5 separate regions of the Mus musculus genome follow, and all the other regions are linked to region 1. A link is a loop called in an ENCODE intact Hi-C map of the cell type or tissue named here. Cell type or tissue: left cerebral cortex. All regions are shown on one strand.

Region 1 (5,000 bases):
CAACCCATTCCCTGGGCTTGCCACCCAGCCGTCACTGCACCCTTTGGTCCCGCGGGTCTCCAGACCTCTCTCATTTCCGTGCCCTAAAGCCAGGCAGGCCTGGCAGCTGCTGTGCCCTCTGCTCACGAAGGCTAGGGCAAAGCTCAGGCAGTTTGACTGGGTGACGGGTGAAGGGCTCACTCCAGCTGTCTCCTGTCTCCTCCCACCTGAGGGAGGGTGTCCCCTTTGACGTCCAGAACCCCAGGCCTCCCCTCAAGACCTGAGGTTTTGGCCAGAGAAGTTCCCACGCTGCCCTCTGGTTCTCTGTATCCGTCTGTCCAGTCCTTTTAATTTCCCGTTCTTAGCAGCACCAACATTCTGGCCAATAAATATCCTTTTTGTTATTTCCAAAACAAACTTAAAAACAAGAAACAGTGAAGCAAGTGAGGGAGGGGGAACAAAAAGAAAACCCAACAGACAGGTTCAAAGTGCTCTGAGATCGTCTTTGGATGCCACCAGAACAGTCCAGAATCTTGCAGTTGGCCTGGCTGCCAGGAGCCAGCCAGGGAGGGCTTCTGTGGACCAAGCTTTCTGGCAGGTTTGGAAGGTTGTGAGAGAGCTTGGTGGTTCCTGGAGGCCCCAGCGGGAATTAGGCTGGGTGCTGCCTGGGTCTGTGTCTGCCAAGTGGGCGGGGCGTCGCCGCAGGTGGCTCAGATCAGAGAGATTCGCACCGGGATGCCGGGGGACTCGGTCCTCTGGGGTGAGTGATGGCTCACCAGGTGTTCCACCACTGTGTGTTTGGACATGTGCTTCATCAGGTAGGTCTCCTGTGGGCAGAAGGAATATGCAGAAGCCATCACAACAGAGGCTGTAGTTCCAAAATCAGCCACTAGAGAGCAGCTCACTGAAGCCACAGCCTTGGAGCTCAGGTGGACCTTGGAATGGGTTCTAAGGGTTCTATTGATTTAGGGTGATCTTTGCTTTGCTGGAGTTCAGTCCTACACAGTGCTTGCTGGAGGGGTGGACAAGGCTGACTGGCAACTTCGCTCACCCTCAACAGATTCCACCCAAGCCCTGCAATCTCCAGCTCTGCTCGCCATTCCAACCTATAACTGTGTGTTCCCTGTGGGGTTGAGGCAGAGGCCTGGCAGGAGTTGAGTTCTGCCATTTCTTAGCATCAGGGCAAGTCATGTCCCCCAACCTGCTCCCAAGCCTTCATTTCCTCCTCTGTAAGTAGGAGCTGTCTCTAGAGCCCTACGGGGACACTCCTTCCCAGTCTTAACATTTTATTCCAGTTGGAAGCAGGAGTCCAGGTCCCTGTAAACCTCCAGGTGACCCTCTCTTGGGGGTAAAGCCACACCCGAGTCATCCTATTCCCCACTTGCCCTGCCCTGAGGCATCATCACTGGATCGGTGAGGTGACCTGGGCTGTCTGTCTGCATGCCCACATCTTCCATTGGCTCTGGCCAAGAGCAAGGTAACATACCCTGTCCCTGGCTGCCACTCAAGAGAGGTCGCCAGGCAGAGACTGAGAGAGTCTAGGAATGTGGCAAGGTGCTACACAACCCAGAGGAAGCAGTCAGCAACAGCCACAACAGAAACCAGTTTCCAGTGAGTACAAGGTAAGGAGAGAGGTGAGGCAAGCTGGGCCCTAAAAGACACTGACACAGGCTGCAGTGGTTTGGACAGGAATGGCCCCCACAGACTCATGTGTGTTAATGCTTGGCCTATGGGGAGTGGCACTATTGGGATACGTGGCCTTGTTGGAGGAAGTGTGTCACTATGGGGGTGGGCTTTGAAGTCTCCTATGCTTAAGCTACACCCAGTGTGGCACACAGTATCCTTCTGCCGCCTGTGGATCAAGACGTAGAACTGTCAGCTCCTTCTCCAGCACCATGCCTGCCTGTGTGCCGCCATGTTTTCCGCCATGACAATAATGCACCAAACTTCTCAACTGTAAGCTAGCCCCAGTTAAATGTTTTCCTTTATAATTGTTGCTGTGGTCATGGTGTCTCTTAACAGCAACAAAACCCTAATTAAGACATAGGATAATATAGGAATATTATTTGGGTCTTGCTCTTTAAAAATAAATTCTATAAATAAAAATATGGCATTTAGGAGACAAATAAATATGTCTATGCTGTCTGGGTACTGGACAATGGGCCTCTGAATAAGGGTTATAGAGATATTATGGGTATGTTTTTAAAAGGAGCCATGGCCCTTTGAGACATAAAGCTTTTACAAACAAAATAATAGCGTGTCTGGATTTTGCTTCAGAGAGCAGGGGCTGAAGACAGTCAGCGACGTGTACGACGAGAAAACACAAGGACTTGACCATGGACTGAAACCTCCATATCCCAGAGCCAAAACAAACCGTTCATCTTCTAAATCCACCGTCTGCGGTATTCTGTTACCATGACAGAAAGCTATTATGTACCCCTTCCTCAAAAGACCTTATTATTTGGACTGTCCCCAACTTTGTCTCCTCAGACTCTTTACCGTCTCTCAAAATACTCGCTCTCAACAAGAAAAGAGGGCTGCCCCTCCAGGGTCACATGCAGTGTCTGGATGCTTCTGGTGACCTCATCTTGGAGAGGAGAGGTTGCTACTGGCACCCAGTGGGTAGATACAGAAGTTCTTTAGCATCTTACCAGACACAAGGAAGTGTCCCGCCCCAGAGGAGCCTCCTGCTCAGGGTCCCTGGGGCTAGATCTGAGCAGACAGCTCTGCTTTGAAACATTAAGCACTACCTGTCCGTAAAAGCTTACCTGTGATAATGTATTTAATCCCTGCCACCATCAGTAGTCCCTAAAGTCCCTATCTGATCTGCGTTTTCTGTCTCCTTAGTGTCTGGCTCAGTGGTCAGTGAACACTAACGAATGAGTCACTGGCTAGCTGATATGCCTGTTAGCCAGTAGCCCTGAGAATAACCACTCGATAGCGGGAGGAGACAGTATTACTCGTGAACACTCTTGGCTATGGTGGTGTTCCCAGAACAGTCAAAGGGCTAGAAGCGTGCGCATAACTGAGTTACTTGAGTATCCAAGGCTCTCCACTGGAGGATTTTCCCACCCAGGAACCATCTCTGGTCCCCTTTCTCTGAAGGATAGTCGGCTCTGGCTATGGGACTGTGCCCCCTGCTGGACTTGGCGGGTATTGCAGCTGTCCCAAGTAGGAAGCGTGGGCTGAGACGCTCCTAGGCTAAGAAGAGAATCCCAGGCCCACAGTCCTGCCCCTAGGCTTTGGAACTTGGTGCCAGGCAGCAAGACTCACCGAGGTGTAGGCCCGCCCGCACATGCTGCAGCAGTAGGCCTTGGCGTGCTTGATGGCATGGGCAGAGAGGTGGATCTGGAGGGAGGCGGAGTCTGAGTAGGCCCGGTAGCAGTTGGGACATTTGTAGGGCTTGTCCTTATTGTGCTGGCGCTGGTGAGACTGTAAAGAGCACGGTAAGGGGCTGTGAGGCGCTGACTCTACCCCACATCCCACCCCCTTTCTTGGGCCCCTGAAAGGGGGTGTGCGCGGGTGGTAGTGGGGGGTGGGTGGGGTGGGGCACTCACCTGGAGGTTGGAGAGCTGAGTGAAAGCCTTTTCGCAGCCAGGATGCGGGCACTTGTATGGTCTGTCGCCTGTGTGGATTCTGCAAGAGCATGCCCAGTGAGGGAGTTACCCCTGCCACACCCCACAGCAGTTCCAGCCCCCAGCCTGGCCGCAACTACACCTCTGCTGCTGGAGTACTCTCTCTCCAGCCTTCAACTTGCTTTCTCTGGTGGTCAAGAGTAGGCCCCAAACAAGAGCTAGGGCCTGCAAAGGCCGCCAGCATCTTCTCTGGACTCTGCGGCTGGTCTGAACACAGTTTCCCACTCCCTCGGATCCCTGTGACAGCCTACAGTCTCGGTTCTCTCGGCTCCCTCCGTGAGAGGGAGACCTCTCTGGGTTTTATTCTCTGCCATCTCCCCAGGGTCTGACATAAGCGCAATAGACAGCTGGGAACTACAGACGGTGAAGGCTCCTCATCTCTAAAGTTAGCCACTGACAGCAGAAATAAGATTCATATAAGATTCAGGCTCTTGCCCGAGGGTGTTGCTTGACTGTTGGTTGGCTGCCTACCGTGTGGTCCTCCAGGGACTTGGGCTCTTCCATAGGAGTGCATCAAACCTCTTCACCAGCAAACTACCCGCTCTGGCCTCTGAGCACCCAACTGTTCCAACTGCTCAGCTTCCTCCGTAGGTCTTCAGTCTCAGTAGCCTCCTGACTTCAGCTATATGATATCATCCCTGGGGCCTGCCCTTGTAGTGTCCTGGCTCAGAAACCCCCACTATGTCCCTGTTTGTCTGGAACAGGGTCCCCAGCCCTTATCCTAGCATTCAGGGCCGGCCCACATTCTGCCTTAGTTTCTGAGACCTCCTCTCTGTCCCTGATTTCTGTATTACATTCCCTTCCCTGGCACACATATAGCCTTGAGCCTCAGGAAGGCCTCTGCCATGTCCACACACACTGGCCTTGTGGCTCTGGAATCATGGAAGGGATCCCCTTGGTCCAAGGCCTGGCCCCTTCTACTGACTTATCCCTGTATGAGGCTGCCAGCTCAGGGACACCTCAGAAAGATATTTAAGGAGGGTAGCTATTGGACAAAGGACTGGACTGCTGCCTGTTCCCACTACCCACAAAGCTCTCAGTTTCCAGCCCTGAATGTCAGGCCATGCCTATCACCAGGATCCTGTTCCTAGCATCTTCCTGCTAGCAGAGCTTACAGCCTTGGCTCCCCCATCTGTAAGATAGGATGTTCAGTTTGACCTCGGGCCAGTCCCTCTTCAAACACAAGAAAATCCAGCAGAAACAGGTATGCTGCCTGCCCCCCAACCCCCGAAATCCCATGATCCCAGCTCCATGTGGGGACCTCAAAACCAGACCTGCTGTCTTACCTAATGCTTGCCCTCCATACAGCCCTAGCAGTGCAGATCCAGACACACACCCCCTTCCTCCTGAAGCCCAGGCCATGTAGTGAATCACACTTCCACTACT
Region 2 (5,000 bases), 160 kb before region 1:
TGCCCTTTTTGGAGCATTCTCCACCCTGATTACTAGAGTGAGGGTCTCTTACTGAACTGAAGGATCCAGCTAGGTTAGCTAACCCATGAGCTCTGGGAATCTGCCTGTCTCTGCCTCCCCATCCCACTTGCCAGTACAGGCGTTACCTATGGCACTGACACTCCTGGCTTTTATATGAATGCTGAGGACCTGAACTGAGACCCTTATTGAACATGTGGCAGGTACCTTATCAATTGTGCTACCTCCCTGTGGTGACTTGAATATCCTTGGCCCAGGGAGTGGCACTATGAGGAGGTGTGGCCTTGTTGGAGGAAGTGTGTCACTGTGGGGGTGGGCTTTAAGACGCTCTTCCTAGCTGCCTGGAAAGAGTCTTCTGTTTGCCTTCAGAACAAGGTGTAGAATTCTCAGCTCCGGGCTGGTGAGATGGCTCAGTGGGTAAGAGCACCTGACTGCTCCTCCAAAGGTCCAGAGTTCAAATCCCAGCAACCACATGGTGGCTCACAACCATCCACAACAAGATCTGACGCCCTCTCCTGGAGTGTCTGAAGACAGCTACAGTGTACTTACATATATTAATAAAATAAATCTTTTAAAAAAAAAAGAATTCTCAGCTCCTCCAGCGCCATGCCTGCCTGGATGCTGCCATGCTTCCAGACATGATGATAATGGACTGAACCTCTGAACCTGTAAGCCAGCCCCAATTAAAGGTTGTCCTTTATAAAAGTTGCCTTGGTGTATGGTGTCTCTTTATAGCAATGGAAATCCCAAACTAAGATACTCCCCTAAACTGCTAAGGCTTCAGTTTCCTCGTCTGGAGAATGGGTGTAATAATACTGAAATCTTCCTTTGAGTGTTGTTGGGAAAAAAATATGCAAAGTTTGTGAAGAGCTTGTCTCCCTCCTGGCGTTCATAAGGTTGAACGACTACTGGCTATTATTTCTATTGAGACCCATGAAACTTGAGCAAATTTGACAGTAGCTAGCATTGGGAAAGGGCTCACTACGTCAGCTAGTATTGCATTTGGGGGAATTCTACATCTTAGTTTTAGTAACTCACTTCAAATTCCTTAGCTAGAAATTATATTCTAGCCGGGCAGTGATGGCGCATGCCTTTAATCCCAGCACTTGGGAGGCAGAGGCAGGCGGATTTCTGAGTTCAAGGCCAGCCTGGTCTACAGAGTGAGTTTCAGGACAGCCAGGGCTACACATAAAACCCTGTCTCAAAAAAAAAAAAAAAAAAACTAAAAAGAAAAAAAGAAAGAAAAGAAATTATATTCTGACTTGTTTTGTTTTGTTTTATTTTGTTTTTTGAGATAGGGTTTCTCTGTGTAATCCTGGCTGTCCTCGAACTCATTCTGTAGACCAGGCTATCCTCAAACTCAAGAGATCCACCTGCCTCTGCCTCTGCCTCTGCACCACTGCCACCCGGCTTCTGATTCATTGCTTAATATATCAGTGATTTACTTAGCGTATGTAGTGTGCTGGTATTAACAGGTTACATTAGTACACCTTGTTCAATTGTTCCCGAAGCTCTGTGAGGTTGGTACTGTTACCCCATTTTATGAAAAGGATGGAAGCTTAGAGATATAAATAAATTAGCCTGCTCAAAATCATATGCACAGTAAGTACCAAGGCTGGAATTTGAAATCCTAAAACCCCAGAAGTTACATTGCTTGCTGCCTGACATTTCATGAAGAAGAAGCTAAGGACTTGGGTAAACATTGACACCGTAAGGAGGGCTGAGTGGGCTGAGTGTGTTGGATAGAGTGTTTGCGTCTGAAAGTGGAAAGACACTTTTGCAGGGACCTGTGAGACCTCCACATCAGCCATTCTATCCTAAGGAGCTGAAACAAACGGAGCTAGTGCGCAGAAAGAGAAATATGCTATTAGGTCACAAGAGGGCGCACCTCACCCTAAATCCAGCCTGGGATTGTAAGATGTCTCTTTGCCTTTGTCTAATTAAAACCTAGCCTTTTAGAAGTGGAAATTTAAAAAAATAAAATAAAATAATCCCTAAGAGACCAAATCCCAGCCAGAATAAACCTCGGGTTCTGCCTGTTTTGGCGGCATGCTGCATTTGCCAATGTGAATCTTTTCCGCTGACAGGACTAGGCTCTGAGGATAAAGACATCAGTCTTCGTCTTTGCTTCAGGACCCAGTCTCCAAACTCACAGGATCAAGTACTCCTAGCCGTAAAACACACTTCCAGGGCACATGTTTCCAACATATGAGTATTTGCTTATAAATGATACAAATGTAGTAATATAAAACATCGTTTTAATTTTTTTAGGATTCTTATTTTTTTAATTACGTGCATGTGTTAAGTCTGGCATGTTCACATGAGTGCCAGTATACTCTGAGACCAGAAGAGGACGTCAGGTTCCCTGGAGCTGGAGTTAGAGGTGGTAATGAGCACCTGCCCCAAAGTGAGTTGCTAGTGCAAACTCAGGTCCTTGTCAAGAACAGTATGGATTATTATCATCGAATATAGATTATGAATTCAGTCCCGTAATAATAAACTCCTATTGAACACATGTGTGATAAACTGGGTGGTTTTCTTATTCTTTCAATCACATTAACCCATTTAAGTCTCACAAAATACTGGGGGTGGGGGGTGGTGCTATTCCATTTTACAGAGCAGGAAACTGAGGTACAAACTAACATACGAAAGCCACATAGTTTAAAAAGTAGGCAATCTAGCTTCAGAGATAGGTACGATTTTGAAGAGAAAAAGAAAAATAAAGCTGGGCCAGATAATCCACACACCCATAATCCTGGCACTGGAAATTCGGAGGCAAGAAGATTGGGAGTTCGGAGCCATCCTCGGTTACTTAGAGAGATCCAAAGCTAGGCTAGGCTGGGGTTCGGGGTGAGAGGAGGAGAAAAAGAGAAAAATCTTAATATAGTACTTTCTTCCAAAATGCTGTCCCAGGCTGGGAGCTCAGCACAGACCTCTGGAGAAAGCGACTGATGGCTGAGCTTAACCTTACAGGCTGTTGTGCAGGTGCTCAGGGAAAGGTGTTGTTCGTAAGGAAGCAGAATGTGCAAAGGCCCGGGGGCGAGGGTTCTCGAGAGCGAGGTGCTCTGGGAGCCACACGTGGCTGGTGCCATACAGCTGGAGCATCCAGGGTGACGGTGTTTCTCTGAGGCTCAGGAGGATGCACTACATGAGAACACAGCTTCATGTGTTCCCGGAAGGAGAAATGATCTGTCTGCCTCCCAGTTGTTTGGACCTCAGCTGTCAACTCTGTCATAGCCTAAAGTCACCTGAGAGGAAAATCGCAACTGAGAAATTGCCTAGAACAGATTGGCCTGGGGGTATGTCTGTGGGAGGACTTGTCTTGATTGTCATTTGGAGAAACACATCCAGTGTTAGCCACACCAATCCTAGGCAGTGGCCTTGAACCCGATAAGAAAGCAGGCTGAGCATAAGCCGGCTCGCAAGTGGCACCTCCATGGTTCTTGCTGTACTTCTTGCCTGTGAAGTGAGCTCCTTGGTTGGACGATAATGCTGTGTGAAATAACAAGCAAGCCTGCCTTGAATTTCTGCCTTGACGTCCCACTTCGACAGAGTGCAACCTGAAATTGTTGAGGAGGGGACCACAAACAAACAAATAAAAACCCTTTCTTCCTTTAAGTTGATTTGGCCTGGGTGTTTTATCACATGCACAGAAGTGAAACTAAACAGCCTCTATGGCACTTGATGCAAAAAGACCCACTGGCGCACGAAGGTCAGGCTGAACTTGACCTGGCCCCAAGTTCTGTAGCTTAGGAAAGCCTTCCCTCCTTCCTAGCGTGCCCATGAATTTCCACCTTCATTTCCCGCTTTGCTTTCTGCCCCTTGCATTTCTACTAAATAAAAAGTTCAACCATGCCACGCATTTCATGAATTTAGCAAGTTTACTGAGGATTTGAAGATCTTGGGAATGTCACATACCCCGCGGACACCTTCCATCTCTCAGTTTTCCTCATTCAACCTCCAGGCCCCCCAAAACCTGTGTTCACAGCACGTGGATTCCTGCGCTGCAAAAGGCTGACTTCAGCCTCTTAGACCCACTGTCCCCGACCCTGCACCTACAAACACACCAACTCCTTGACAGGCAGGCTTGCTTCCCTTCCCCCAACCCCACCCCAAAATTCACATGCACCACCCCACACCAGTGCTGGCTATGGCTACCCTAGCCTGCTCCTCAGCCAAGTCCAGAACCCACTCTTTCTCTCCTCTTCCTCGGGCCACAGACAGTAGTCTCCTCTTCGAAGCAGCCGAGCCAGTCTGTGGTAACCCGGAAGCTGGTGCCGAGAAATGGGTTCCAAGAAGACTAGCAGCAACACTGGAGGGGACGGGGCAGCCAGGAGGAGAGAGGTGGCCAAGCGGAGCTCCAGGCGGCATCGGGGGTTACACAGGGCCTGCCCACTCAACACGCAGAGTGTGGTACGGCTGCTCAACATGCTATCTACCACATTATCAACTACATCCTTACCAGGCTCAAAGTCACGCTCGGGGAGACAGAGGCGCAGGCCCAGGCCAGCTGGAAGGAAGCCCTCCAGAGCAGGCAGAAGTTCCTCTATCACCCAGCCCTGGTCTTGCCTGCAGTGGGACACGAATACATCAAAAAGGAACCTCTTCCCCTTGTCTCCCTTACCCCTCAGACCCTGGAGCCAAACCCTGAACAAGGCCTGCAGGTAGGGGATCCAAGAGTTCCTGGCTTCTTGGAGGAGAGGCAAGGCAATTAGCATGAACACCAAGGCAGAACTAGCCAAAAAGAGTTTCAGCTCCAACGTCTGGGGGCAGTGGTCCCAGAGAAAGGAGGGAAGGGAACCCCTAGCAGAGAGCCTGTCTTGTCCTGGACATAAGCGATTGTCTCTTATGTATATGTACGTTTTAGTGGACCGCTTAACCCATGGCTCCATCCACGCATTGGCACAGTGGCAGGCCAGGTTTGACTCCAGAATGTATATATAGTGGGGCATCTGAGGGCTGTACTCCCTCAGACTGTCCTG
Region 3 (5,000 bases), 65 kb before region 1:
AGTTAATCCTGGCCCTTTGTGAGTCAGGAGGCCAAGCCCGTGTGGATGAGGGCAATGGGGCTGCTCTCCCGATCGCTGTTCAGAGCACTTCCCAGAAAATCGGGGTCCGCAAATCACTGAGGTGGAAGACATTAATGACCAAAGTTTGTCCTTTTCCAGGCAAGCCTGGTGGCCAACAGACAAGGAAGTACTCCCGGTAGCAGTGTGTCCTCACAGGCTCCTGCCCAGTCTTCTTCAGTGAGTATGGTATGGGAATGGCCGGCAGAGTCCACATCCATGGACTGCCTGTTGCCTACGATTCTCCCTACTATCTGGATCCAGCTGTGGGGATGCCTTAGCCATGTAGGGTCATAGCTGGGATCGGTTGCTCCTGCCAGGAAAAAAATGGGTGTGCTCTTTCTAGCTCTGCTATTAACACCCCATCATCTTTCTGGTGTCAAGGCTCAATTGCTAACTGTGCTTGCACCATAGGGTCCAGCCCGCAGCTGTGTGTCCAAGCCAGCTCTGGGGCAAAGTTAGAGGAACCACCCAGAGCCAAGTGCATGAGATGGTCCTAAAGGCCGCCACGTAGGCCATAGAACAGGAGAGAGGGAGGCAAAATACAGGGGACTGCTTGCCTGGCCTCCTGGGACACTGCTAGCCCAGCCTCCTGTTTTCTGATGTGCACATCTCTCTCATCAGCTCAATCTGGCAGCCTCCCCGGCAGCAGCCCAGCTTATCAACCGGGCACAGAGTGTCAATTCAGCCGCAGCCTCGGGCCTTGCCCAGCAGGCCGTGCTCTTGGGCAACACGTCCTCCCCTGCCCTGACTGCCAGCCAAGCACAGATGTACCTCAGGGCGCAGATGGTGAGTATGTGCGTCCTGGGTGTGTTCCTGGACTTCAGGGACACAATCAGGAAAGATAGGAGATTAGAGAAAGGAGCAGAGATCGCAAGGAACCAGGAGCAGGAAGAAGGGGGTGGAAGAAGCCTGAGGGCTGAGTGGGCAGCCGTAGGGATCAGGGAGGGTCAGGTCCAAGATGGAGCCAGGGAAAGTCACCCTACAGTGCCTCCCTTCCCTGCCCATCTCAGAACTAAGTTAGGGAGACGGGGCAGGATGCATGCCCAGGTGGTGCCTAGAACTCACAGGTGAGCAGACAGATTCTAGCTGCTCCACAGAGACGAGCTGGCTCCCAGGACAGTCCTCTCAGCTTGCCCCGTTCTATTTCATGTAGAACATACCTGACCTGGCACTGTCTGCCCCTAAGGGGTCCTTAGGTCTGGGAACAGCAGACTAGGAAGCAACCACGTAACCGTGGTGGGCTCCAACCGACAAGTCCCCGCCCGTGCCGCCCGTGCCGCCCAGGCTGAAGAGAAGCTGGTTTTCTCTTTTACCCATGATGACACCATCCTGAAGACAGCGTAGTCCCTCCCTGCCTTGCTGTTAAGGCCAGAGCATCACACCGGGGGCTGCTCTGATCTTGTTCCCTAGTTTTTCTTCCTGACTCCGAGCTTGTCGCTGCGGGTACTCTTCCCCTTCCCAGGCAATGCCTCAGACAGCATATGACTGGACTTCCATGTCCCCAGCCAACTGGCAGCCACACTCCACTTTACTCTATGTCCCCACTGGGGTCCTGATGCCCATCTGCTGCCCTCTGAGAGCAGAATGTACACAGAGGGAGTGATCCAGGAGGCCCCAGCACTGAGATGAAGGAGGCCCCCTGCCCCGACACCAGCTTATCCACATGCATGCAGAGACAGAGCCACACAGAGGTCAAGGTGCCAGCCAGTGCTGCCTCTTTACCTGCACCCCTCCAGATGAGACGCAGTCACCGTAGCTCCAGGCCATCTCCTTCCTCTGCTGTTGCTGCTTCCAGACTCCCCTCCCCACCCCCGCTGAATCAGAGCTTGACTAGAAAGTGACCACTGTGCAAACCGATTTAATCCTTTTTGAAAGATAATCTTATTCCGATCTAGCCCTGGGGAACAGAGCTATCTTAGACCTGGAAGATCAGCCTATGACAGCTGCCCAAGGTTCCTCCTCACAGGACTGAGGAGACAGTGCCAGATTCTGAGGCAACAGAGTCCCTCAGAACAAGGGTCCCGCTTGCTTAGCCATCCCCTGGCTAAACTGCTCTCCCCTGTGGCTCAGCCTACACTGGGCAGGTAAAAGGTGCCTCGTTCCCTGTGATTCCAGACCCAGCTAGGTAACTTGGTGCAGGTAGCTAGGAGCCTAGGCCCTCTGTTCCTTTGTCCCCTCAGCTCATCTTCACGCCCACGGCCACCGTCGCTACTGTTCAGCCTGAGCTCTGCACTGGTTCCCCTGCTCGGCCCCCTACCCCTGCCCAGGTGAGGACCCCGGGCTCGTGGGTGGGCAGGGGGGTGGGCAGCTCATAGAGGGGCAGGGGTGCTGGCAGTGGTAGGACTCGTCTATGAAGCAATAAGAAAATGGACTCGCTCGTTACCATCCAGCTGGCCTCAGCACCTCTTGGCTCCTCTGAATATAGGTAGGCAGCAGAGAGCACCGTGAGCCAGCACTGAGGGGAGGGGATCAGAGGCAGGGGCATACGGAGAGAAGGAACGGTATGGGTGCTGGCCTCCGGCCTTCTGCTACAGCACAGAGGAGCTATTCTGTGTGAGACGTCTGTGGGAACCTGAGAACGGACCTCTTACTCAGTCTGTCTTCCTACGCCATCTCCAGAAGGGGGACCCAAGCTCGAGGATGGAGAAGCTAGGTTATGAGTCCGGCACTGCCCCCCATTGTCCAGCAGAGGGCAGCAGGGACCAGGCTGAGTAAGCATGCGGCTGTCTTGGAAACGACCTGGCGTTAACCTGACTGTGAGGACAAGCTGAGCCTCTGCTTTGCCTGTCAGTCTTGTTCTGTTTTTTTCCATACCGTGCTTTGCCGCAGTAGGATGCAACGAATCCCGATAGTGTCAGGGGTGGGGAACGAAAGGCGCTGGCTTCCCTGCCCCTGTCTGCCCCAGCCGGGCAGCCCCAGAATTCAGTTCTGATCACTAACCATACTTCCTGTGTTCTTTACAAACTCCACCCACTCCGGGCTTCTCTTTCAGCCCCTAACTACCCACCCCGTGCGTCTCTCTTTCTGGTGTCTCTTCTCTATCTCTCTTTCTCTCACTCGCTCCGTCTAGAAACCATTTTCATGTCTGTAGTCCTGGATCTGCCCTAACTCCCTCTCAGGTGTGTGTTGCTGTTGCCCCGGCCTGCATTCTCTGGACTCTCACGGGGCCCCTCTTTTTCAGGTACAGAACCTGACGCTTCGCACCCAGCAGACACCAGCAGCAGCAGCCTCGGGCCCTCCCCCCACCCAGCCTGTCCTGCCCAGCTTGGCCCTGAAACCCACACCCAGCAGTAGCCAGCCTCTGCCTGCCCCACCACAGGGCAGGACCATGGCTCAGGGTTCCCCTGCGGGTGCCAAGCCTAGTGGGACTGACAATGCGCCAGAGACACTCAAGGCAGGAGATGGTAACTGCAACATGGAGGGCCGGCCAGGGCCTGGCCGGGCAGTTCCTGCTGTGGCTACTCACCCGCTCATTGCACCAGGTAAGGTCCCAGCACGATGAAGTCTGGGTTATGGATCAAGAGAGCCCTCCAAAGCTTCCAAACGTTCCTTCCCATATGTGCGTTAGGACACCAGACTCCCTGTCCCCTCCCAGTCCTGGGGTGTTTGCCAGCCCCAGGCTCCGGTTCATGCTTAGTCTGACTTTAGAAACCACATCCCTAGGGTTAAGCCTTTGCACCGACACAGCCCCGGCTCCGGGAACCGGTCACAGCCTTAGCCCTGAATGGGTGGGGACTGGTAGATGGACTATTTTGGGATCCCCAAAGTTAGTGAAAGGGATGTGGCCAGCCAGAGCTTGGGAGAGCCACAGGCAGAGGAGAGGCAGGAAGCTGACTCTAATCCTTCAGGAGGCCTTGGCTAACTTATATGGGCAAGCTTTCTGACTCCTCTGAGTTCCCAGAGGCTGGGGAGGTAAAGGAGGGTGACACTGTGGCCTGTTCTGTGTCCAAGCTCCGAGCCCCGCAGGAGAGTGGAAGGACCCCCTAACCTCGTGGACAGGAGCCTGGGATCTCCACACTTGAGAGTAAATTTAGAAGATTGGAAAAAAAAAAAAAAGCTGATTGTTTGCTGGGCCCATTCATTCTGCAAATGGGGGTGAATCAGTGGCCTCTGACTAGCCCCCGGCCCTGCCCACTGAACCTCCCAGCACTGGCTGTGAATGAGAAAATCTGCCAAGAGCTCTGGAAGCCTGGAAACAAACTTTCTAGTCGAAGGAAAAAGTGTGAGCAATTCAACAACAGAAGTAAATATAGCAGGGACCATATTGCTTAGATTAAAAACAGTCCCTGTGGCCAGCCACCAACCCTCATCCTCACCCACGCACGCCACTGAGAATCCAGTAGACGCCACACGGTCTCTGAAGTTTTCTTGAGAATCTATGACTACATTAAAACCAAGGTGATCAGGCTGGGGTGTAACTTGGTGATACAACAATACTTACCTAGAATATGTGAAGCCCTGGCTTTGATGCCCACTGTCACCAAAAAAGGTTAAAAAAAAAAAGTCAACTTATGCTTTCTTACCTAAGAGAATATACAGTTAAAAGCAAATCCATTCAGGCTTTTAATCCATTGTAGGTGTGGCAGGCACAGATAGTCAACTCAGTACCAGGCAGCTGACTCTGGGGTGCTGTCTCTCAGAGGATGCACCTGAGTTTTTTTATGTAGCCCAGGCCAGCCTGGAACTCCCCATCTTCCTGTCTCAGCCTCATGAATACTGGGGTACAGGTATATGCCAACACAGCCAGCTGGCACCCGAATCTTGAAGAATGAGCAGCAGTAGCCCGGCACACAAGTAGGGGTAGGCACCCTAGGCAGACTGAAGGAAGCACAGGCCAAGCGCATGAATACGAGTCATTTCTTCACCGTTCGGAGACTTCAGAAGTCACCCAGGACAAAGGACAGGTTAACTGACTTGCATAGGTCCTACCTGAGCTGAGA
Region 4 (5,000 bases), 83 kb after region 1:
CCACTAAGTGCCACTCTTCTGTTTCGGTTCCTGCCTTGAATTCCTGCCCCTGCTTTCCTGGATAATGGATTACAAGCTATAAACGGAACTAAACACTTTTCTCCCCAAATTGCTTTTGGTCATGGTGTTTATCACAGCAATAGAAACCATAACTAAGATATCATGAAGTCCATAAGTTAAAAAAACTTGCAGGTATGTGCAGCCTTGGGAAGACCATGGCTTGAGGGGTGAACAAAGGCACCCCAAACCCTCAGACATTCTTCATCTTTATTGTGGCTCATGGATACCAGGTATCCCGGGTCTCTGAAGGAAGCTTGCAATGTTTTTTTTTTAATATTTTTTTAAAGATTTATTTATTTTATGTATATGAGTTCACTGTAGCTGTCTTCAGACACACCAGAAGAGGGCATCAGATCCCATTACTGATGGTTGTGAGCCACCATGTGGTTGCTGGGAATTGAACTCAGGTCCTCTGGGAGTTAGTGCTCTTAACCCGCTGAGCCATCTCTCCAGCCCCTTGCAATGGTTTTTTATGAGTGTCGATGGTGGTCCAGATAGCCAGACTCCCAAGGCCTCTTCTCTCACCTTCCTAGACCTCTTCCAATCAGTGGCACCTTCATGCACACCAAGATGCCCGATATTGGGTACAGAACAACCAGTGTTATGGGGGTCCCAGAGGACAGGTCTTGCCTTCTGGAGTGAGTAGAGGACTTTGACTTATTACTGTGACCTGGAGCAAGCAGCAGAAACCTGCACATTTCTGTCACCTCACCTGGCAGTCACCTAGGAGAGATGGTAGACCTATCAATCACCTAAGTGGGATTTGATGAAAGAATGTTCTGGAAGAGCTAAGTAGGAGGCGAACAGCATAGCAGCTGTCTGTAAACAGCAGTAGTTGCTGTCATTATCAATATAAGCAAGAGAACAGGAGTCTAGATCCGTTCAGGCCTGGGATGGAGGGGAGGGAGCTGCAGCCACACCCTCCCTCCCCTACTCTGTGGGGAGCCCTGAGGAATGAGTTACTTCTCAGCTGCTGGCCCCTGCCCCCACAAGGCCCACATATCATTCCAGCCAGCCCTTCTCTGCTGCCACACTGGTGAGTCTAGTAACTCTGAGGCAAGTGTCTCAATGTCCCTTGAGCACAGTTGCCATTCCTCTGTGTTCCCTTCATGAGCCAAGTGAGGGCCCCCTTGGGCCTGCCTTACTCCTAGCCTGAGGGAGAGGCAGGGTTACCCTAGCTAGAAAATGGCTCCCCATCCCTCTATCAGACCTGGAGTGTAGCAGTGTTGGGGGAACAGCAGGGAAGACAAAGGAAGGAGACGACCCCTCCCCTTGCTCTGAATTAGTCTTAGATAACTCTTGTTCCAGGGCAGGAGTGGCCTTAGGGTCTGTGGACCTAGAGATGAGGCTGCGAGGGACTGGACACCCCTAGAGTTTCAAACTGAGCCTGGTGCTTTCAGACTTCCATCTTTTTTTGGCAAAACTGCTGTCCACTGGGCCCCCAGGTAGAACATCCGGCAGCCCGTCAGAATCTGACCATTAGATCCCGATGGTCCCTCGCTCCCAAGCCTCTCCCATAGTGTGGGTCCTCACAGGCCTACTAACCTGCACTGTTTAACTGTTTAGCCCACAGGGAGTCTGTTTAGACACAGAAGCCTCAAATCTAGTCAGGCTGGGAAGGAGCACTGCCTCACCTCCACAGCAGAAGCTGATGCGTCTAGGCTCCAGCTCTCTCTCTCTCTCTCTCTCTCTCCCTCTCCCTCTCCCTCTCCCTCTCCCTCTCCCTCTCCCTCTCCCTCTCCCTCTCCCTCTCCCTCTCCCTCTCCCTCTCCCTCTCCCTCTCCCTCTCCCTCTCCCTCTCCCTCTCCCTCTCCCTCTCCCTCTCCCTCTCCCTCCCCCCCCCCTCTCTCTCTCTCTCATACACACACACACACACACACACACACACACACACACACACACACACACACACACACACACAGATGCAGGTCCCTCTGATCTGAAAGTGAATCTTGCCCACTGCTGCCCTCCACTGGCCAGAGACAGAGTTGCTTCAGTCTCTTGGGAATCTGACTTCCAGACATATGGTTTGCCTCAAGGGACCCTAAGATACCTGATACTCTAAAGTTAAATCCTTAATAAACAAAGAGCTCTTAAAAAGCAGTAGGATGGAACATCTCTGCACATGCTTTTAATCCCAGCACTTGAGGGGCAGAGGCAGGAGAATGTCTGTGAATTCCAGGCCAGCCAGGACTACACAGATAAATCCAAAAGAAAAATGAAAGCAGGTAATAGACATAGTTCATTGGCTCATGCTTACATTCTTCCAGTCCCTCACCCACCCCCACCCACCCCCGCTCTCGTTTTCTCTCTCTGTCTCTGTCTCTCCCCCTCCCCACTCTGTGTGTGTGTGTGTGTGTGTGTGTGTGTGTGTGTTCAGGTCTGAGTCCAACTCAGCACTTGAGAGGCAGAGGCAGGACAATCTCTGGCATACATCTCCACACATCATGCACACATATAACAATAAACGAGTAAGTAAGTAAATGGTGGATTGACTAGGGCTGGAGAGATAGCACAGCAGTTGGGAACACTAATTCTCTTGCAGAGACCCTGAGTTTGATTCCCAGCATCTTCTTGAGGTTGCTCCCAATTGTGAATAACGCCAGCTTCAGGGGATCCAGCGCCCTCTGCTGGCCTCTGCTGGCACTGCACTCACATGCACATACCCACACACAGACATGCATACATGGGTAATTAAAATAGAAATATTTCCCAAAAAATGCCAAAAGACTCAGTGGACCATGGAAAGGGGACATGGAGTTGGGAAGGAGAACTGACACAAGGAGGGTATGGGAGGAGTTGGAGTGGCGGGGGTTGATATGAACCAAATACATTGTATGCATATTATGAAATTCTCAATGAAATTTTAAAATGCCAATGGAGGGACAGCAGAATGTCCCCACAGGTAAAGGAGCCATGGAATCTGATGACCTGAGTTTGATTCTCAAGGCCCATGTAGTTAAAGGAGAGAAATGACTCCAGCAAGCAGTCTTTTGACGTCCGCATTTGTGCTTGCTTCATACACACACACACACACACACACACACTAAATAAAAATATTTTAAAAGGTTTTTTAATGAAAGAGGAAAGACATTTAAAGATGTTCATTGTGGCAGTGTTGAGAATCTTACACAAGAAAGTAGAAGCCACTCGACATAAAGCTGTAAACCCGTTGTGACGGTGCATACATCCAATCCCAGCACTTGGCAGGCTGAGACAGGAGGATCATGAATTCAACCTTGGCTACACACAGAGACACTCTCTCAAAATCAAAAAAAAATCACAGTCTAAGGTGCTGGGGATCACAATATGAAGGAGATGTAATCTACCTAGCTCCTGTTATATTTTTTCATCATTTCACATTTAATTTATGTTTCTTAATACTAAAACTGAGTTTCTTTTAAATAGCATATACTTTTTAAATCTTAAAAATTTTCAAAAGTCAGTCCCTCTTTTTAAAAAATTATTCAATCTGAATGTCTCTGCTTTTAGATTGAAGTCTTTAGGCCTTTTGCATTTAATATAATTTTACTATTTTGTTTCTACCTGTTATTTTTATAAAGATCTATTTATTTGTATGTGTGTGTGTCTAAGTGTGTGCACATATTTATATGCAGGTCTGAATGTGCCTGTGCACACTCACAAGGCCAGAAGAGAGCACTAACTGTTCTCTTCAGTCTCTCTCCATCCCTGAGTCGGGCTCTCTCCCTGAACCTGAGGCTTGCACGTTCCTGGCTAGGCTGGAAGCCCAGAGGACCCAGTGACCTTTCTGTCTCCGTCTCCGTCTCCCTGGGTCACAGGCCTGTGCAGGATGTCTGGCTTGCTATGTAGACGTCAGACTTCCAACTCCAGTTCTCACGATTCCACAGCAATCTCTCTTAGCCAGCCAGCCTTCTCTCTGGTCCCTCCTCTTGTCCTCTGTTCCCCTTTCTCTTTTTCTGACTTCTCTGGGCTTTCTATAATTATATTAGATGTTATGTGTTGGCTTCCTAGTTAGGTCAGTGTGATTCTAGGAGTTGCTTTATGTATACACTATATACATTAGCACCACAGCGATATCATACCGCTTATCAGGAGTGTAAGAACTAGGGGGTGGCTGCTCTTCCAGAGGACCCAGGTTCAATTCTCAGCACCTACATGGTGGCTCATAATTGTAACTCCAGTTTCAAGGGCTCTGATGATCTGATGCCCTCTAATGGCCTCTATGGACAGTATACACACACACACACACACACACACACACACACACACACGTGTGTGCGCGCGCGCGCGCAATGAGAGACACAGAGAGAGACAGAGACAGAAAGAAAGAGAGAGCTAAAAATAAATTTAAAGAGTGTAAAAGTGCATGACAGTGTGCCCCCCTGTGCCCCACTGTGCCCCAATGGCTTCTGAGCTGCTGACACATATCTTTTCTCGACTTAGAACACTGCAGTCATCAAGCATTATTATGCAACTTTGAATAGTTCATTGTATTTTAAAGTGATTTAAGTAACTGGAGCCGTTCTATTTTGCCCACACAGTTATTACTTCCGTTGGCTTATTATTTCTTTATGTGGATCTAGCATCCCATATTCTCCTGTTTGAACAACTTCCTTTAACATTTCCTGTAGGGAAGTATTCTCATGTACAAAGCACTAGGGTGCCGTTCCCCAGCACCATAGACACAGAGACAAAAATAATTAAATAAGTAAAATATGAAGATAACTAGAATTTTCCTCCTTTTTATTATCTAGTGATTTTTATATGATGCTAGGTGTTGTCAATTTCATTTGCCTTCTTGGGTACTGGATTTTTTTTTTATGCTATAAACGTTGGCTTTATTCTAAACCTGGTTGAGTGATTTAGGAATAATTTGGTTCTTTCTGACTTGCTCTTATCATGTTTGCCAGGATCAGCATTTAAACACAAGGTAATTTCCCTGTTGCTGAGGCCCAAGA
Region 5 (5,000 bases), 49 kb before region 1:
TGGGTCTAAGGACCTGAGAGTCCTTTGATTTCCTTTTCTTTTCTTCGGTGACACGCCAGGTCCTCATGCCCACATTTCTAGCCATGCTTCTCTGTGTGCTAACTCCGCATTGATTCTCTTAAAATGGAACTCCCCCACTTAAGCTCACTAATTGCAAATATCAAAAGCTAGCGTCTCCATAAGGCAGGACTTAGGAAGAGGCAGGACTGTCCCCTAGGTACATTGGGGATGATCAGACACTGTGTGCTGAGAACCGTTCCTAACTCCTTCTCACCCATGCTGCCCTCCCCCGAGGGGAGCATCACCATCCTCTTCAGTCTACAGTGGGGACAAAAACCAAGATGGAGCAGCTTGGGGCTACAGAGCTGTGGGAGGGCAGCTCCCTGGCTCCAGCCCCAACCCCCCCCCCCCCCCGTGTGGCAGCTCCTTCACGCACCTTTATTGGGCCTTTTCAATCCAGCAGTGCCTAGCTCTTGGGGTAGTGGATTGTGCCAACCGGAAGCTGGGTTGTTATGCTGCTGGGCTGTTTCTCTGATAGGAGGTGCCGGCTCTCTAGGTCTCCTTGGTCTCCAACCTGTGCTATTAATATTTCGAAGCAAAGTACAATTACTTACTTCTGTCCGGTGATCGTGGGAATTTAGCCCACAGTTCCAGAGAATAATAATCGTTCATAAAGCTATCCTTGAACTTTCTCTGCCAGGCTTTATATAGATCTCTTCCCCGAATCCCAGTAATAGCCCTCGGGAGTCGGGGATTTTATTATCCTCCGTTTAAAGATGAGAAAACTAAGTTGCAGAGTCAGTGGTGGACCAGGAATCTCTTATGTCTGAATTCTGCCATTCATTATGTAAACTCCACTGCACAGTGTGGCTGTGGGTGCATTACAGGAATAAGCATTGCCCTGCTCTCTATTCTAAAACTTAGGAAAGAGCAGCATCCCAGTTCCTTCTGGAATATGTTTTCTTTTACCAACTTGCTGGTGGAGAGGAGCTGCCTAGGATCCACGCGGTGTTGCTAGGATGCTGGTGATCAATATGCTTTCTTCAAGCATAGTTATCCAAAACCCCCTAAATCAGCTGGGATGTGCCTTCCTTTTTCTAGTTGGTCCATAAGCAGTAAGAATAGCATGAGCATCCTGCTCTGGAGGGCCCCGTCTTCCAAGAGAACTCAGCTTTGTACAGTGGAGGCGATTAGCGGCCACCGGAGCCTTAGACACCTGCACGGATCATGCATTTGTGAATGCCCACTCCGGGGCAAAGCACTGTAGGATGGATGGTAAGGCCCTGAGGAATAAGGACTGGTCCCTATCATCACAGCTTAGAGTCTGCTGGAAAAGATGAGCACACGGGAAATTACAATGAAATCAATAATCTGATGAGTGCCACAGGAGGCTCCTGGGCAAGTGCTTTCCAGGTTACAGAGGGGAATGTAACTGCCAAGTGGAGATTAGCAGGCTACATCTCAGAGCGGAAGTGGCATTGCTACAAAGCAGGGGTTGGCAAGCCATAGCCCTCAGGCTATGCCTATTAACTCGCCAATGTTTGTACATTACAAATGCAATGATCAAAATAGTATTTCATGATGTGTGAAAAATACATGGGATTCAGATGTCAGCGTTCACAGTGAAGGTCTGTGGGAACACAGCCACGCTCACATATCCATTATGGCAGCTCTCAGATTCAGCAACAGTGTGCACTGGAAGAGCTGGGACACCCAGCTTAGGCTAGTTCCTTCCTATATGGCTCCTTTCTGAAGAAGTTTGCCAACTGCTGGTCTCTCGACCTTGAAGGATGGGTAAGACTTGGGCTTGTAAAGCCAGGGACAGAGCTTTCCTGGCAGGACAGTGGAAGTTAATTAAGGTGGAGGGCAGAAGAGTGGGCAAGGGCGTGACAGAAGGTGAGTATTTGGTTGCTTATCATCTTCCTATTGAAAACGAAATGTCAGTGTGTGAGAATGAGCAATGTGAATTTTACTGCAAAGAAGGTTTGAAAGTTTGGAAAGTAAAGGGGAAAGGAGAAATGGGGAACGAGGAAGAGAGAGAAGTAAGCCTGCAGGAAGTAGAAAAATGTGGACAAAGTGAAGTTGGGGGTGGGCAGCCTGGTAGAGGCCTGTATGAATGAAGATAATGAACAGATGGGAAAATACTGATACTAGAGAGCAGTCAGGAATTGAGTGATGGGAGTCACTGTGTCCATCCAACAGCTGTTTGAGGATGGTACTACTCTCGTGTCCCTGTACCCCCAGCGCTCCTAGCCTGCTTACTTCGGGAAGGTACTTCGCCAGGACAGTTCAAGCTACAACAGTGTGTTTGGGAAAGAAAACTAACATTTATTGGGCTCCCACTGTGCACCAGGCACTGCAAGCAATTTGTAAATCAGTTAACCCTCACATTAAACCTGGCGGTAGGGATTACGCCTTTTATGGAGGTAGGACTGGGTCCCTTTGGTCATTACTTCACCTCTGATCCTCGCTCCCAGTGGGGAGGATAATGATCACTTGGAGGGTTATTGTGGACAATAAGGGAGAGGGTGCGTGCACTTCGCCCTGACACGCACTAACCCTCAATCATTAAGACTCGCCTCCGAGACCCCACAGTGAGCCACCGGGGCGGGGGTCACAGGCCACGGGTCCCCGGGGGCGCCCCCCGAGCCGGACGCCTTCGAGCCTTCCGGAGGACGCGGGGCGGGGCTCGGGCGCACAAAGGAAGCGCGCGGGCCGCGTCGTCCGCCCCTCCGCCCCGCGCCGCCTAGCCCCGCCCTCGCCCCGCCCCGGCGGAGGCGGCCCGGGAGCCGGTCCGGACGCGCCGCATTGTCTCCGCGGCGCCGCAGCCCTTGAGCTCTCGCCGCAACCCGGCCGTCGCCTGCCGCCCTCCCGGCCCCGCGCCCCGCGCCTTGCGCCCTTTGTCCAGGCCGCCGGGCCCTGCGGTCGGATGCGCCGCGGCAGCCCCGGGCCCCGGCTCGGAGGCTCCCGGCGCGGAGGACGCGGCCCGCCCGGGCCCCCGCTCCAGGCGGCGCCGGGCCCAGGGGCTGCGTAGGCCCCGCCCGGTCAGGCCCGGCCGGGCCCCGGACAGGTCAGTGCTGCCGCGGGGAGGGATCTTGCCGTGCCAGGAACGGGCGCCGCCCTGGGCCTCGCGGAGGCCTGTGGGCCGCGCCGCAGAGCTCGGCCTCCGGGGAGGGCCCGAGCCGCCTCCGCTCCCGCTCGGGGCCTCTGGATCCCAGGGCCCCGCGGGGACTTGTATTGATGGGAAAGGACAAGTTGTTTTGTGCCTGTCCTCTTCCATTTTTAGGAGAGCGTTTTCTCGCCCTCCCGTGCCAAGCGAAGGTATGCTGCGTCTGAGGGCTCTTTACGTTAAATCCGGAATCTTTGAGCGTCTGTTTAAGTTGACGTCCAGAGAGGCAGGTAATGTGCACGGCCAGAATGCGAACTGGTGAAGTTGTCGCCAGAGCGCCTGAGCCCCGATTCCCGCGTCGGTTGCCAGTTTGTACCAGTAGTGAGACCCTCCTGCACCTTAACTGCCGAAGGTTTATCTAGCTTAATACTAACAGTTCCCATCAACTTTCCTTCCCTTTTGGCGCTGTCCGCTGAGCTCACTCTTATTCCTGCTTTACAAATCAATGACAGCTTTACCCTCCGACTTTTCCCATCCTTGATCCTTAATCCCTCCATTAGCATATTAGGCCCAGAGGATCTCTTGGGAAGTGAACTTCCGACCTAATCCTCCCGGCTGTCTGCAATTTTCCTAGGATGGCCTCACTTTAAACTATTCCATCTCCATTGCCTGTCTGTCTCAGCTTTCAGTTTCGGGTTTAGAAAGTAATGTCACTTTCACTATACCAGTGTAATGTTCACCGCACTGTCCTGGCCTTTCTCAGCCATTTGGCCCTGGGGCATTACTGGATAATCCAATTATCATTCACCTGGGGTTTCTCTAACCCCTCCTGACTCAACCCAAATGTTAGAACTGCTAGGATTTCTAGGTCAGTGTGAACATTACAGGCTAATGAAGCAAGGGAATTGTTCCTTGTTCTTGTATGTCTACACACACACACACTGCAGACCTGTGGCACTGCCTGTTGGCTAGCATTTAGATTTGGGTCACCAGGGATACAGGATGTCCCATCATTTTGCCTGTGAAATAGAATGTAGTTTATTAACGTAGTCATCAGGGCAAGAGAGTTTTCTCTTGAATCTTCCCACAGCACATTTTATGGGGCTCCTGCTTTATGTAAAACATTGTTGGGCCCCACAGACTGTTTAATAATAGGTAGCCCCCAACATCCGGATTGTTTGGAAACCTTCAAACTTTTGTCCACAAACTCTTCCCCACCGTTCAGTTCTGTCAGTGAGTGCCAGCCCGGGTAAGGTGGGGATTTGGCTTCTTCACGAGGGTGGCAGGCTCCACCGAGGGTCTGGCAGATGGGGAGTGGTGCTCTCTTGGCACCAGCACTCTCCTGGCACTGGCATATGAGTTCTGCTTCCCTGCTCACCCCGAGATGTTCCCAGGCTTGTCTTTATGCACCACAGAGAGCAGATGTCTTTCCCCCCCCCCCCTGACACTTTAAACTTGAGAAAGCGGGTAGTTTCTTAGTTCACTGTGCTGTGGACGCAGAGGCTGGGGAGTACCCCTTGTCTCACTCCCTCCGCCCCTCCTGTAATTGTTCTCTGCTCATGTGGCTTGGGCATTATTGAATGTTGGCATTTCATCCTGCGGCCACCGCCTAGCCCTTTGCTCTTTTCGGGGTGTTTGTTTATGGCCCGGGGAGTGGAACCCCAGGCCTCAGGCCCTCCCCACTTTCTCCTGGGCTTCGTGTGTCCCTTTAGCTCTGCCAAGTGGGCTTCATACACGGTTTCCTTCCCTGACAGAGAAGAGGAAAACTCCAGCCCCTTCCTTCTGTGACAGAAACAGTTTTCTGGCCACAGGTCTTCAGGCGGTCTCTGTGTGCTCCACACCCTTCATTGGAGGACACCGGTTTAGGAAGGTGTTTTGTTCCAAGTCTGCC

The links. A loop is a pair of places that touch in the nucleus more often than their neighbours do. Peaks named below come from ENCODE experiments on the same cell type or tissue, not always from the same donor. Only the 100,000 strongest peaks of a DNase experiment are listed, where the experiment ranks them.
Region 2: a loop joins it to region 1, with 6 times the contacts of the local background. A loop is called at or near these places in 20 of 42 quality-filtered maps.
Region 3: it touches region 1 in a loop (6-fold over the local background); 28 of 42 quality-filtered maps call a loop at or near these places.
Region 4: a loop joins it to region 1, with 6 times the contacts of the local background. A loop is called at or near these places in 14 of 42 quality-filtered maps.
Region 5: it touches region 1 in a loop (2.0-fold over the local background); 28 of 42 quality-filtered maps call a loop at or near these places.

The regions. Positions count from the first base shown.
Region 1 is chr4:128,773,832-128,778,831 of GRCm38, forward strand. Zfp362 (zinc finger protein 362) reads right to left here. Exons shown (of 9, transcript NM_001081098.1): 7 at 3,537-3,615; 8 at 3,253-3,411; 9 at 1-806. The coding sequence ends at 690. Among named protein-coding and RNA genes, the nearest start is that of Gm52679, 14 kb to the right of the region's middle. In left cerebral cortex, CTCF peaks have their summits at 866 (motif pointing right) and 3,119 (motif pointing left); DNase peaks (open chromatin) are centred at 858, 3,210 and 3,971; H3K27ac peaks cover 1,056 bases.
Region 2 is chr4:128,611,563-128,616,562 of GRCm38, forward strand. Tlr12 (toll-like receptor 12) reads right to left here. Exons shown (of 1, transcript NM_205823.2): 1 at 3,884-5,000. The coding sequence ends at 4,173. Among named protein-coding and RNA genes, the nearest start is that of Zscan20, 4.0 kb to the left of the region's middle. In left cerebral cortex, a CTCF peak has its summit at 1,898 (motif pointing right); DNase peaks (open chromatin) are centred at 1,905 and 4,487.
Region 3 is chr4:128,708,818-128,713,817 of GRCm38, forward strand. Phc2 (polyhomeotic 2) reads left to right here. Exons shown (of 15, transcript NM_001195130.1): 4 at 160-237; 5 at 682-846; 6 at 2,241-2,327; 7 at 3,242-3,542. Among named protein-coding and RNA genes, the nearest start is that of Gm33712, 16 kb to the right of the region's middle. In left cerebral cortex, a CTCF peak has its summit at 2,733 (motif pointing right); DNase peaks (open chromatin) are centred at 2,745, 3,453, 4,331 and 4,752; H3K27ac peaks cover 1,396 bases.
Region 4 is chr4:128,856,388-128,861,387 of GRCm38, forward strand. No RefSeq gene overlaps it. Among named protein-coding and RNA genes, the nearest start is that of Gm33814, 18 kb to the right of the region's middle. In left cerebral cortex, CTCF peaks have their summits at 2,058 (motif pointing left) and 2,713 (motif pointing left); a DNase peak (open chromatin) is centred at 2,036.
Region 5 is chr4:128,724,801-128,729,800 of GRCm38, forward strand. The region is part of intron 9 of Phc2 (polyhomeotic 2); the gene reads left to right. It overlaps Gm33712 (a long non-coding RNA gene), which reads right to left and starts at 2,735. Exons shown (of 3, transcript XR_003955114.1): 1 at 2,459-2,735; 2 at 437-574. In left cerebral cortex, a CTCF peak has its summit at 2,498; DNase peaks (open chromatin) are centred at 2,737, 3,266 and 4,445; H3K4me3 peaks cover 2,734 bases; H3K27ac peaks cover 2,375 bases.